2 separate regions of the Homo sapiens genome follow, and region 2 is linked to region 1. Evidence: chromatin contacts called from ENCODE Hi-C or POLR2A ChIA-PET data. All regions are on one chromosome and are shown on one strand. The core of a region is the stretch at or near the end of the contact, and the rest is flanking DNA. Distances in the headings are between cores, read along the strand shown. Region 1 has its middle 58 kb from the start of KLF4. Region 2 overlaps LOC105376205 (a long non-coding RNA gene).

Evidence for each region. A loop is a pair of places that touch in the nucleus more often than their neighbours do. ChIA-PET counts read pairs that join two places held with the same protein, here RNA polymerase II (POLR2A).
Region 2: a map of endothelial cell of umbilical vein shows a loop between it and region 1 (4-fold over the local background). The contact joins two enhancer-like sites. A Hi-C loop is called at or near these places in 5 of 168 maps with a recorded cell type or tissue (astrocyte of the cerebellum, endothelial cell of umbilical vein, lower leg skin and 2 more). POLR2A ChIA-PET finds 5 or more read pairs at or near these places in 1 of 52 experiments (activated CD8-positive, alpha-beta memory T cell).

Annotation. Positions count from the first base shown.
Region 1 is chr9:107,544,945-107,551,287 of GRCh38, reverse strand. No RefSeq gene overlaps it. Among named protein-coding and RNA genes, the nearest start is that of KLF4, 58 kb to the right of the region's middle. Within about 2 kb of position 2,792, at least 13 of the 41 ENCODE cell types and tissues checked have a DNase peak (open chromatin) inside an H3K27ac peak, as active enhancers do; they include endothelial cell of umbilical vein, where a contact is called at or near this core.
Region 2 is chr9:107,583,624-107,589,966 of GRCh38, reverse strand. It overlaps LOC105376205 (a long non-coding RNA gene), which reads right to left. Exons shown (of 9, transcript XR_930217.2): 4 at 3,790-3,888. Among named protein-coding and RNA genes, the nearest start is that of KLF4, 97 kb to the right of the region's middle. RefSeq lists enhancers at 1,566-2,090, 2,091-2,616. Within about 2 kb of position 2,411, at least 21 of the 41 ENCODE cell types and tissues checked have a DNase peak (open chromatin) inside an H3K27ac peak, as active enhancers do; they include endothelial cell of umbilical vein, where a contact is called at or near this core.

The DNA of each region.
Region 1 (6,343 bases), core at 1,543-4,042:
GGTTCACACCATTCTCCTGCCTCAGCCTCCCGAGTAGCTGGGTCTACAGGCACCCACCACCATGCCCAGCTAAATTTTTGTATTTTTAGTGGAGACGGGGTTTCACTGTGTTAGCCAGGATGGTCTCAATCTCCTGACCTGGTGATCCGCCTGCCTCAGCCTCCCAAAGTGCTGGGATTACAGGCGTGAGCCACCGTGCCCGGCCTCTACCTGCAATGCCTTTCTTCCCTCCTCAGCCTCCAATGAGCCTGCTCAAAAGTCAGCTCTGGTCACACGGGAATCCCATCCCAAAACCAGAGTGCATCTTTTACCCCTCGCTCTCACAACACATATGGGTTGAGTATCCCTCATTTGAAATGCTTGAGACCAGAAGTGTTTTGGATTTAAGATTTGGGAATATTTGCATACACATAATGAGATATCTTGGGGATGAGACCCAAGTCTAAACACAAAATTCATTTATGTTTCATATACACCTTATACACATAGCCTATGGCAATTCTATACAAAATTTTTAACAATTTTGTGCAAGAAATAGTTTTGACTGCGACCTATCATATTAGGTCAGGTGTGGAATTTTCCACTTGTGGTGTTACGATGGCACTCAAAAAGTTTCTGATCTTGGCCAGGCATGGTCGCTCACACCTGTAATCCTAGCACTTCGGGAGGCCAAGACGGGTGGATCACCTGAGGTCAGGAGCTCGAGACCAGCCAGGCCAACGTGGCAAAACCCCATCTCTACGAAAAATACAAAAATTACAGGTGGCGCATGCCTGTAATCCCAGCTACTCAGGAGGCTGAGGCAGGAGAATTGCATGAATCCAGGAGGAAGAGGTTGCAGTGAGCTGAGATTGTGCCACTGCCCTGTACCCTGGGCGACAGAGCGAGCCTCCATCTCAAAAAAAAAAAAAAAAAAGTTTCAGATTTTGAATTTTTGAATTAAGGATGCTCAAATTATACTATATTTTATTGAGATCACTGCTTTCCACCTCCCCCAGTATGCTTGGCATTTTCAGGGCAGAGATTTATATCTTACTGTTTATGTATCCCAAGCATCTGGCATGGTACCTCCTACATACGGAGTGACATCAGAATTTTGAAGAATATGGCCAGCACAGTGGCTCACACCTGCAAACCCAGCACTTTGGGAGGCTGAGGCAGGCAGATCACCTGAGGTCAGGAGTTCGAGACCAGCCTGGCCAACATAGTGAAATTTCATCTCTACTAAAAATGCAAAAATTGGCCGGGCATGGTGGCGGGTGCCTGTAATCCCAACTACTCAGGAGGCTAAGGCAGGAGAATCACTTGAACCCAGGAGGCAGAGGTTGCAGTGAGCTGAGATCGGGCCACTACACTCCAGCCTGGGTGACAGAGCAAGACTCCATCTCCAAAAAAAAAAAAAAAAAAAAAAGTTTTAAGAATAAATGAATGTTGTCCACACCTCAATTCTTAAAAGCTTATACTTATGTGTAGCCTCTGCCTATAAGAATTAAGCCTGGGTGTGGTGGCTCACTCCTGTAATGCCAGTACTTTGGGAGGCCAAAGTGGGAGGATTGCTTGAGGCCAGGAGTATGTGACCAGCCTGGGTAATATAGTGAGACCCTGTCTCTACAAAAGAAAACAACAATAATGATAAAATAATACAGATTTTTTTCAAGAAAGTTAATGTTTGTAATGGGTCCCTTAATTTGCACAGAACTTCAAATTAAATTATTCCAATCTTTGGAGTGACCCTCAGGGTATTATTATGACCTTTCCCAGATGAGAGAAACAATAGCCAAAAGTTACACTGTCAAAACTGGTGGAACTGGGATCCTGGCATTTTGGCCCTCCCTTCTCCACTGCAATGCCAGCCCCCGAGATGGCATGTACAAATCTACGTTATCTGTTATTTTTCACATGCTGCCAGCATGTCACAAATCCAGTCTAAATAAAATGTACAACTTCCTCTTGCTACCACAGCTCACCCTCCAGCTAGGATTTCTAATTTGCTGTCACCAACAGTATCCATTCCTGGACTGTGCTCATGCCTTTTCCATAAACCAGGACCATCTCTGGGAATCTGCTCTCCTTCTACCCAAGCCCAAAGCAAGTCTTGGGAAGGGGAAGGTCACAAATCCACCTGTTAGAGAAGGGAGTTTCTAGTTCAAAAAAAGTTCTTCCTCTACATCTCTAGGCATAAGAACCCTATTCCAGTCTCAAGCTACCTCCAAGAAAAGTGGCTCATCCAATTGGCCCTGTTAATTATGCCCAGGAGATGATCCTGGAATTGTGTTTGTGAACATTAAAATCCTAATGAAACGCACTAGGAAGCTTGGCATTTAAAGGATTCCTGCTAGCAATGAGTAAGCCACAGTGAAGATTCCTTCTGGAAGGGGAGTAACTGACCCCAGAGTAATTGTCCTGTTCATCTTATTGATACCTAATGGGTTGACTTAAAGAAGCGCTCACCAGCTCCTACTTCCGGGCCTGGAATTCTTGGAAATGTGGTCTTTCCGGGCTCCCCAATGCTTGGCATTGGAGCCTCGTTTCCTCATTCTGCTTCCCTTTCCTCCTGAAACTGTTTATAGACCTGAGGTCCCGCTTGTGAGCTGAGGAAGGGCTGAGGGCCCTCAGTGAGTTGTCCACCTTTGGGAAAACGAAGACACAGGGTGAGCAAAGCAATGTGCTAAATGACAAATAGTTAAAGATTTGTCTAGATTTCACAATGGCTCTGTGTCTTATATCACTTTCATTTTTATGTCGGAAACAGGATTCAGTGCCTCTTACTCACGGTTGCATCATTGATGACAGAGAGACATTGTGTTTCTTGGCAGAGGCTGGCCCTTACAGATGAACTGGGGAGAGGGGGCTCATGCTGGGCCTGAAACGTACTTTAGGAAGCCTTTTTCTCTCCCCTGTTGGAGACACTTCCTCACATTTCTCTCAACAATGGGTTCTAAGCCCCTCCACCCCTTCCTCAAACTAACAGCCTCATGCACCCCAAACAGGCTCATTCACCCTGAGCAAAGAAGACCCCATCCTACAGTCCCAGTGTTCCTCATCCACACTTCTGGGCCTGCCTCCCTTCTTCCTTTCACCTAAGTCTGCCACCTCCCCATCCATCTGCCCAGGAGCATCACACTAACCAACAACTCCTCTCCCTAAGGTGTCTGCAATCAACTCTTTCCACCAGCCCTTCCTGTCAACATCCAAACATGCCCAGGTTTCTCACACTGAAAAATTAAAAAATAAGTAATCCTTTCACCCGACTTCCCCTCCAGTTATGGCCTTAGCTCTCCCTGCACAGCTTCAAAACTGGCATCAGGCCCATCCTACTCCCAAAACAGTTCTTAACAAGGTCACTGTGATCTTTGGTTGATCAAACCCAGTTGTCAGTCTGGTTTCCTTCCTCCTTCCTCCTTACAGCTGATGCTCACTTCGTCCTCCCGAGCTTTTCTTGCCCACTAACTGCTCCCACAGGTTCCCAGCTTCAGCAGGCTCCTGGCCCCCATGGGCAGGACTGGGAGAAGTTCTCCCTGTAGACAGACCGGCCCTTGAGAAGCCACATTACAGTCTTGAAGGGTCCTATGTTATGGTCATGTGATCTAAAAATTAGTACTTTAATAGAGAAAGACTCCAAGTCCCCATCAATAATAGTTCCTATTTTCCAAAATTCCAGGAATGACTCCAGCCTCCATTAGATGGACGCAATCTTTCTTTAGAAATGCTAAAATTGTGGAGGGCCTTGATCTAGTCAGCTGTTCTGTCTTTACCAGAGATTTGCATATCTCTGGTTTCATCCTAGTTGATAGTTCCTTTCTTAGAAGGCAACCTCATTTAAAGTGGCTAAAATATGCTGTTGCCCTTGGGTATCAACAACAAAGAGTCCTGTAACTGACATGAGACCATCCGCAAGAAGTTCCTGATTCTTCATCTACTGACTAACCCCTGCCCTTGCCCCCTCCTCTGGTTCCTCCTCAGAGGCCTCCTAAAAGCCTTCCCATCCTGTAAGCCCCCAACCCCATTATGCAGTCAGACAGAACTAATGGTTCCCCTCAGCAGTCCCTCCCAGGATTATAAATTTATCATACTCAAGTATTGATTAGTCTTGACATTCTATTAGGGCCATTTAGGGGCTTATTCTCACATTTATTTTCATTTCAAAACAGTGTTAAAAAGCAATCAATAACTGCCTGATACCTAAACAAACACCCAGACTCATTATGTCAATAACCTGGTAAATGTTTTACTTGCTGGTTTCCAGCTGCCATGAGGAAAGATCCTCCCATTTGCCAGATGCTCAAATGGTGCCTGGAAAACAGATCTATAAGGTGCATTATCCTAGGAGGGAGCACTACAGTAAATCAACAATTTCAGGGTTGCTGAATGTTTCATAGCTATTTTTTGTCAGGGAGGGGGGTAAAGGCATGGTGTACTGGAAAAAGCATGGATTAAACTTGGATTCATAATTCACGGTAAGACTGTAATTCTTACTGTGTCACTTACTAGCTCTGTGTAGTCTCTAGAACTCAGTTTCCTCATCTATACGCAATGGTTAATGCAAATAACAGGATGGAGTGGGCACAGTGGCTCACACCTGTAATCCGAGCACTTTGGAAGGCCAAGGCAGGCGGATCACCTGAGGTCAGGAGTTCGAGACCAGCCTGACCAACACGGTGAAATCCCATCTCTACTAAAAATACAAAAATTAGCCAGGCATGATGGTGGGATCCTGTAGTCCCAGCTACTTGGGAGGCTGAGGCAGGAGAATCGCTTGAACCCAGGAGGCAGAGGTTGCAGTGAGGCAAGATCGTGCCGTTGCACTCCAGCCTCAGTGACAAATAACAGGATGGCCTCCCCTGCTAGGGATTGTTAAGGTAAGAGATATGAAAGCCCTTTGTGTGCTGTTAACTTCATGAGCCTTTTGTGAGCTTCAATGCCCTTGCTCAAATGGGCAGCAGAGTTGCTTTTGGCTGGTATCATGGATGATCTGTGATAGAAGAAAAACTGGAACAGCCAATTAAGCAGCTCAACTTTGCCTTGACCCAGCTGGTCACTTTGGACATAGTATGCCTGCATTACTTCACAGGATTCTTTGGAAGACAGTGACATAGGAAACAGCAAATGGTTTCCAAGGGGCAAGCAAGTCTTGGAGCACTCAATAGTATAAGCCCTTTATGAAGAAGCAAATTAAGGACATTTGTTCTTCTTCTGCCTGGGTAATATCAGCCACAGCAACAAGCACTGACAGAAAAGGAAAAAAAGAAAAGAAAAAGAAAAAAAAAAGAGAGAAACAGTGGAGAAACCATGTCTCTACTAAAAATATAAAAATAAGCGGGGTATGGCGGCGCGCTCCTGTAATCCCAGCTACTTGGGAGGCTGAGGCAGGAGAACTGCTTGAACCCGGGAGGCGGAGGTTGCAGCGAGCCAAGATCCCGCCACTGCTCTCCAGCCTGGGCGACAGAGCAAGACTCCGTCTCAAAGGAAAAAAAACATTTAGTCATCTACTGATAATATGAGCCACCCAACCCAACCCTCATGTGCCCAGTCTGGCAGCAGAAGACCCCTGCAGTCTGACCTTGAACTGGTCACTTCAGTTTCCCGTCCTCTTCATCAGTTCAACTAGGGACACTAAGAGAGCCCTCCTTCGGTGGTTATCTTGTCAGCATCAAGTGAGGTAATACATTTGAAAGAATTTGGTAAATAGTATCTGTTTACAAAGCTGTATGCATGTGAATGATCAACATTATTTACAGTAAGTTTGTGAGATAAATACGAAGGAAACCCGATGATAGTCCATTTTTTGGCCCTACTAGGCAAAGGCAGAAATTTCTGTTTAAGCAGAACCGGGGTGGGTGGGGCCTTCCAGTAACTAATGCAGCCCCAGAGAGAGGGTCTTAGATCAGGATCTAGAGCACAACAGCTTTGGTATTTTGGATTTGAGTCCTGCCTACTGTCAGTGACAATTTACATAATCCTAGGCAATTTATTTAATCTGTTTAAGCCTCCGCGTATCTTCTGTAAAATGAGAATAATAATAGCACATACCTCACAGGGTTGTTATGTTGATTATTTGAGATAATGCACTTAAAACAATTTGCACAATGCCGGCTCAGTACAAAGTTAGATGTACTTTGGGTAGGCTGGAGGAGGAAAAAGGGAGTGGATGTATTAACTGGTAATTTAGTTCTGTTTTGCTCCCTGCCATGGCTTGTTCTCACCTAAGGAAGTATTTAAAAATTACACATATTTGCAAGTACTGGAACATCATATGGAAGATGAGAGTTGGTATTGCTACTTATGGTGGAGAGATAGGGAAGTGATTGCTTTTCCTTTATCTTTTGTCACAATGTTGTTTGCA
Region 2 (6,343 bases), core at 1,162-3,661, 39 kb before region 1:
CTTTCCAACTTCAAGTTCCACTGTCCCGTGTTCCCTCCCAGAGAGAGGGGATAGAAAAGGACAACACCGTGGGGGAGGGGAGGTAAATCATGTGGAAGGGGCATGGATGCCATTGGGAAAGGCTCAAAGTGGGAGAGGCTGCCCGGTGGGGAGGTCTGATGGAGACAGTTTTTCCCCATGACCTCTTGAAGTGCCACTTCCCAGAAAAGATGATGGCTGCAGGCTGAGGGCACACTGGGGACTCCACATCTTTCATAGCCATTGCTGAAGTCTCTGAGCCTCAAGAGAAATTTACTGCAGACCACACATCGGCAGCCATGAGAGGGAAGGCGGAAGGGCAGGCCAGATGGGACAGTCCCCAGGCAGGACTCTGCACAGGCTCTGGGGCTGTGGGGCTCTGGGCTGACCACAGCCTGGAAGAGCCTAGTGACACCCTGTCACCCCTAGACTCCTCAGTTCCCAGACACCTTGTTCTGATGAAGTGAATGGGGAGGCTGGGCCTGGGGGTGGGAGAATAGCCACATGATAGCCCCTCACCCCTGCATGCCAGCAGGCAGCAGGGAAGGCAGACAGGAGCCCAGAGGGCCAGCAGCAGTGACCACGGGGCCTACATTTTTCTGGCAACGAGGGTTGGCAAGGGAGAACAGACAGAAGCCTGCTATATCAGGCTGGAAAGAGAAGGACTCTCCTCAGCTTGGAGAAATTCCTGCCTAGTACCATTTGCCCATTCCCAGACTAACCAAATGTTAGAGCAGAAAAAGGGGCTTTCTGAGGTCAGCCAACAGGGCCTCCTTACTTTGCAATGGAAAAAAATTAGGTCACACAAAGTTGAAAGCTATTGTAAAGGAGACCAGAACTTGGGTGCCTCAATACCTAGTCCCATGGTCTTCAGGGCATGCATATGAGATCCAGAATCAGGTCACCATGGCTCTGACTCTGGATCTGCCCCCAGCCATCAATCTGCACTATTCTAGAAGCTTCCTTCAGGTTGTAGGTTCTATAGCTCTGAGATAGAGTGGCATGCACTGTGTGTGCACGTGTGTATGTAGTATGCGTCCATTCAACAGCAAATATTTATCGAGTGCTCCATTTAAGGCCCTGGAGATAAAGCAGTTCACAAATAGAGGAAGCCTCTCCACTGTGTCTCTAGGGCTGACTTTCACTACAGAGAGAGCCTCATGCACAATTTGTGCCTAGACTCAAAGGTAGGATGTGTCCTGTGCACACCATCAAGAGCTACAGCCCTTCTCCGGGTCTCCTTGTGCTTCACAGGGGTTTTGGACAAACCTTATGGGAGCATTTCCCCAGCCCCAACCCATGCCCTGACTCCCGCCTCCCATGGCACCCCAGGGTGCTGCTTCGGGCATTTGGTGCCCCGCCTTGCAATCACTGACTTCCTGAGCAACCTGAAGAGGGACTGTACCTACTTCACCTCTTAATCCTTAGCACCTGGTGGATGCAAGCTCCCTAGGAACTCCCGTTGAATAAAGGGATGATTAAATGAAGGCACCGATTCTCAGTTTCTCTCATCTGTAAAATGCAGGTGATAACTATCTGGATGACTCCTGATTTTCCTCCAGATCAGATGAGACATAGGAGATGAAAGGACCTTGGAACTAACGTGCTGTTCTTCCCAAGATACAGTTCTTATTATCCCCCATAAAAATGGCACCAGCTCAGTGTCTCTGAGAAAGGACTCAGCTATAGAGAGCCTCGGTTTTTATCCGGGAGTGTGTGCTTGAGCATGAATATGTGTGTGAGTGTGAGTGTATATGCTGGCCTGGAGAGCCAAATCGACCCCATAAGAAGATGTAATTTCAAGGAGGCTTCAGGGAACCCAGACCTCCTCCCTGTCTGTCCCTATTTACAGGGACATATGGCTGCCAGGCCAGCAGAGCCCCAGAGGAGTTCAGCCCTCAGCCGAGGACAAAGGGAAGGACGGGAAAGAGAAAGCACCCCCAAGAGCCCTTGTCTCTCCATCGTCCGTCCGTCTGTCAGCGGCAGCCAGTGGCTTGCCAGGCAGGACGGAAGCGCTGCCCGGCCATAAATGACCGCTGGCTCCAGGCTGGCCACCCGCCCTGGCCGCCCGCACGGAAGGGCCGGACTTTACCCAGCAAATCGGGAAGGAACTGAAGCCTCTGAACTTGGGACTTGGGCTCCGTCGATAAGGCCAGTGGACAAACAGAGGGCAGGGACCAGGGCTCCCCTTTATACACACAGAAGCCCGGCTCCAGGCTGATACTGCTGAGATCTTTGCCCTTTAGTTCAAACAGGAAATCTTAAAATGGAAAATGAGCTGCGTAAGGAAGGGGCGCGGCCACTAGCTTACAGGGAAGACGGAGCAGGTTGTTCGCCAAAGAACGTTTTGGCTCCACGCGGCCTGGGGTGTTTGGGAGGGGTCAAGGGTCTGCCTGGGGAAGGGAGAAGGCAGCCTGGCAGGTGAGGAAGCCCTATAGGCAGCTGTAGGGCGGGGGGAGTGTCAGAAACCTGGGTCTGAGCCACAATACGCAACTGATCCGTGGTGTGGCTTGTGGGGAATGACTTCACATATAGGAACCTCAATTTCTCCATCCATAAATGTGGCTAGCCATACCATCCACCTAGAGCGCTCACAGAGGATCTGAATGAAGTCATGGTGTGAAAGTGCCATGCAAGTCACAACCCTACATCCTGGCAAGGCCCTCCCCAGAAGGAATTTCACAATCACAAGGGGAAATCCAGAATAACATCTCCAGCCCCCCATGCCACCCCTGTACACCCCCGTGCTGGCAGTTCAAAGAAGAGAAAATTGGGAGAAGAGAAATAATTAGAGAACGCCAGCAGTCTCTCTGCTGAGGTTTCCAAGTAATTATTCACCTGTAAATTACTCCTCTCACCTTAATTCTATCTCCAGATCCTTTAGACAAGGTAAATTCATTTATTTACATCTCTAACTATCCTGCTTTGGTAAACATTCCAACAAGGTTGGATGGCCCATTAAAGAAAAAAACAAGTGAAGAAGCGAGGCAAGCAGGAGAGAGAGAGATTAACTACTGGTCATTACTGGCATTTGCAGAATTACCTCCAAGGGTAATTAATGAGGAATCATGCCAAAGCAAACCTCAACTTGAGCCAAAAAGGAACCCATCACAGCCAGGTGGAAACTACAGGCGGCCCCACTTGCAGATGGCCCTCGCTTCTCACCTGCAGGATGGGACCCTTCCAGGAGGCTCCCCTTAACTCCTTCTGCCTCAGGCAGTGGTGTGGGCTGCACCTTCATTTCAGGAAGAACTCTCCTTATCTGGTGAGGTCACTTTTGACTCACCCCTCTCACTCACAGACCAGCAATCTTTCTGGGCCACCCCCCAACCCAGGCCTGGCCATTTCTGGGCCTGGCACATCTTAGCTGCTCAATAAACAGATGGCTAGGCATGGCGGCTTATACCTGTAATCCCAACACTTTGGGAGGCCAAGGCAGGAGAATCACTTGAAGCCAGGAGTTCAAGACCAGCCTGGGCAACATAGACAGAACCCATCTCTATAAAAATTTTTAGTAGTGACACGCACTGTATTCCCAGCTACTTGGGAGGCTGAGGCAGGAGGATCACTTGCACCCAGGAAATTGAGGTTATAGTGAACCATAATTGTACCACTGCACTCCAGCCTGGATGACAGAGCAAGATCCTGCCTCTAAACAGACAGATAGTAGCTGCTGAGTGAATGGATCAATGTACTATTCATTCTAATTTCCTAAAGCCTCTTGAACTTGCCAAATTTCAAAGTCACCCCCCCTCCCAAGATTAAACTCACCATCCTTTTTTGCCTGAACCAGAGCCTCCAAAGGGCCTCTCCGCTTCTAGTCTCTCCTCCTTTCCTCCTCCACACAGATTTAACTCTCAAAAAGGTAAACTGAAAAATCAAGCAAGATAATACTTCAGCTCCGACCACTGAGGAGAAGGGCGGGGTTAAGAGAGTGGCCCCTAGAGTCAGATAGCCTGGGTTGAAGTCTGGGTCAACAACAGACCACCTGTGTATACTTTGGGTCAGTTACTTAACATCGCCGAACTTAGTCTTCTCATGGCTTCTTCACCTTAAAATGAGAATAACATCTATCCCACTTACAATGGCTGTTGAGTGCATTATGAGTTAATGAAGAAATGCCTTGCACCTGATGAACACTGGCTGTTAGCAGCAGCAGGGAAATTAGTCTCATCAGCATCGTCCTTACTAGAAATGCCTTCACTGCCTTCTCATTGTCCTCACATTAAAGCCCAAGCACTTTAGCATGTCAAGACACATGGAGTTCACAAGGACAAGAGCCTGATTCCTGTCCTGGTCCAGAGTCCAGCTCAGAGAGCCCTCAATAGATATCACGAATGGATAAATAAATAAATGAAACCAGGCCCTGCTCTCTCTCAGCCTCAATTCTCACCACTTTCCCACCCTCCCTAGTCCAGCCATAGAAGCCCTTGCAGTTTCCCAAATGCTACGTGCTCTCTCAACCTCAGCTCTTTGCACAGGCTGCTTTCTCTAAGAATGCCCTTCCAGGAATCCAGGCACTGCATCCCAGGACCCAGGCATTCACAGACGACAAATGCAGAGAGGCGACCTTAAATGGGCTCGTCTCTCAGAGGTGTATCCCATTTTGGACAGTGAGTGAGCCAGAGGGTTGGACCTTTCAACTGGCCTTTTAAAGTTCATGTGTCTTCTAGAAAGAGCTTTCTAGTGGCTTTGAAATATCCAACAACCCCATGAAAGGGGAAGATAGATATGGGTCTCCCCAGCTTTAAAATGAAAGAATTGTGGTCCATAAAAGGCCAGTGACTTGCCCGTGGTCACCACTTAGTATCAGCAGTGACATAACCTTAAACTTTCCAAGACCACAGAATAGGGGAAAGAACACAGACTCAGAAGCAGGTGTGAGTTTGCAACCCTGGCCAAGACTTTGAGCAAAGTTCACCTCTTTAAGCTTCTAATTTCTCCATCTGTAAAGCAGGGGTAAGCATAACTTTCCTGCAAGGTGGTTTGGGAAGATGTGTTGAGACACCTACCACATGAGAAAGCACCCAGCCACTGCCTGGTCCTAGAGGCAGAGTCACTGCATGAAATGTGAGTGAAGGTTTGGAGAGGAGAGGGAGGCTGAACAGTGGCAGGTGTGCAAGGATCTGGAAGTGGCAATGAAAAGCAGGAGAAGGCAGCCTCTGCCTCCACATCTGGAGTCAGGAATTTTTTAAAACCTTAACTCTCAAAGGCCAAGGGCAAACGGTATCCTCAGCAGAGAGTCGAGGGTCAGTTAAGATAAGAAATAGAGGCAAAATTAGGGCTAGAGACGCAGCTCACAGGCAGCCAGCAGCCAGCATTCGACTCACACACACTCTGCCCAACTGGGATAAACTTCTGAGAACCAAGCCCCTTTAAAGTTGCCTCTCTGGGTTTGTCGTCTGTGAATGCCTGGGTCCTGGGATGCAGTGCCTGGATTCCTAGAAGGGCATTCTTAGCAGAGAAAGCAGCCTGTGCAAAGAGCTGTGGTCGAGAGAGCATGGAGCATTTGGGAACTTGCAAGAGCTTCTGTGGCTGGACTAGGGAGGGTGGGAAAGTGGTGAGAATTGAGGCCGAGAGAAAGCAGGGCCTGGTTTCCATGAGTCATGCTAAGGTGCTTGGCCTTTAATTTGAGGACAATGAGAAGGCAGTGAAGGCATTTGTAGTAAGGACGATGGTGTGAGAGTAATTGCACTGCTGCTGATTAACAGCCAGTGTTCATCAGGTGCGAGGCATTTCTTCATTAGCTCATGAGAAAACCACAGTGATGGGATCAGGTGAACTTTTCCAAAAAAGAGTTGGAGATGGAAACCAGAGCGGTAGCTAGGACCAGGAGGTAGGGAGAGAGACTTGGAAGAGGCAGAGGCCAAAAATATGCAACAATGACCAGCAATAATAGAAATGTCACCACAACAATCAGAGAGTGAAATTAGCTCCTGGTCATTACTGGCATTTGCAACTTCTATTTATTCAACAGTTTCCTCCACATGACTGCTAGGAGATTCTTTTTGTATCTCACTAAAAGAGTAAATAATCGGCCGGACACAGTGGCTCATGCCTGTAATTCCAGCATTTTGGGAGGCTGAGGCAGGTGGATCACCTGAGGTTAGGGGTTCGAGACTAGCCTGGCCAACATAGTGAAACCGTATCTACTAAAAATACAAAATCAGCCAGGTGTGGTGGCACATGCCTGTAATCTCAGCTACTTGGGAGGCTGAGGCAGAAGAATCACTTGAACCTGGGAGGCGGAGGTTGCAGTGAGCTGAGATCACGCCATTGCACTCCAGCCTGGACAACAAGAGTGAAACTCTGTCACAAAAAAAAG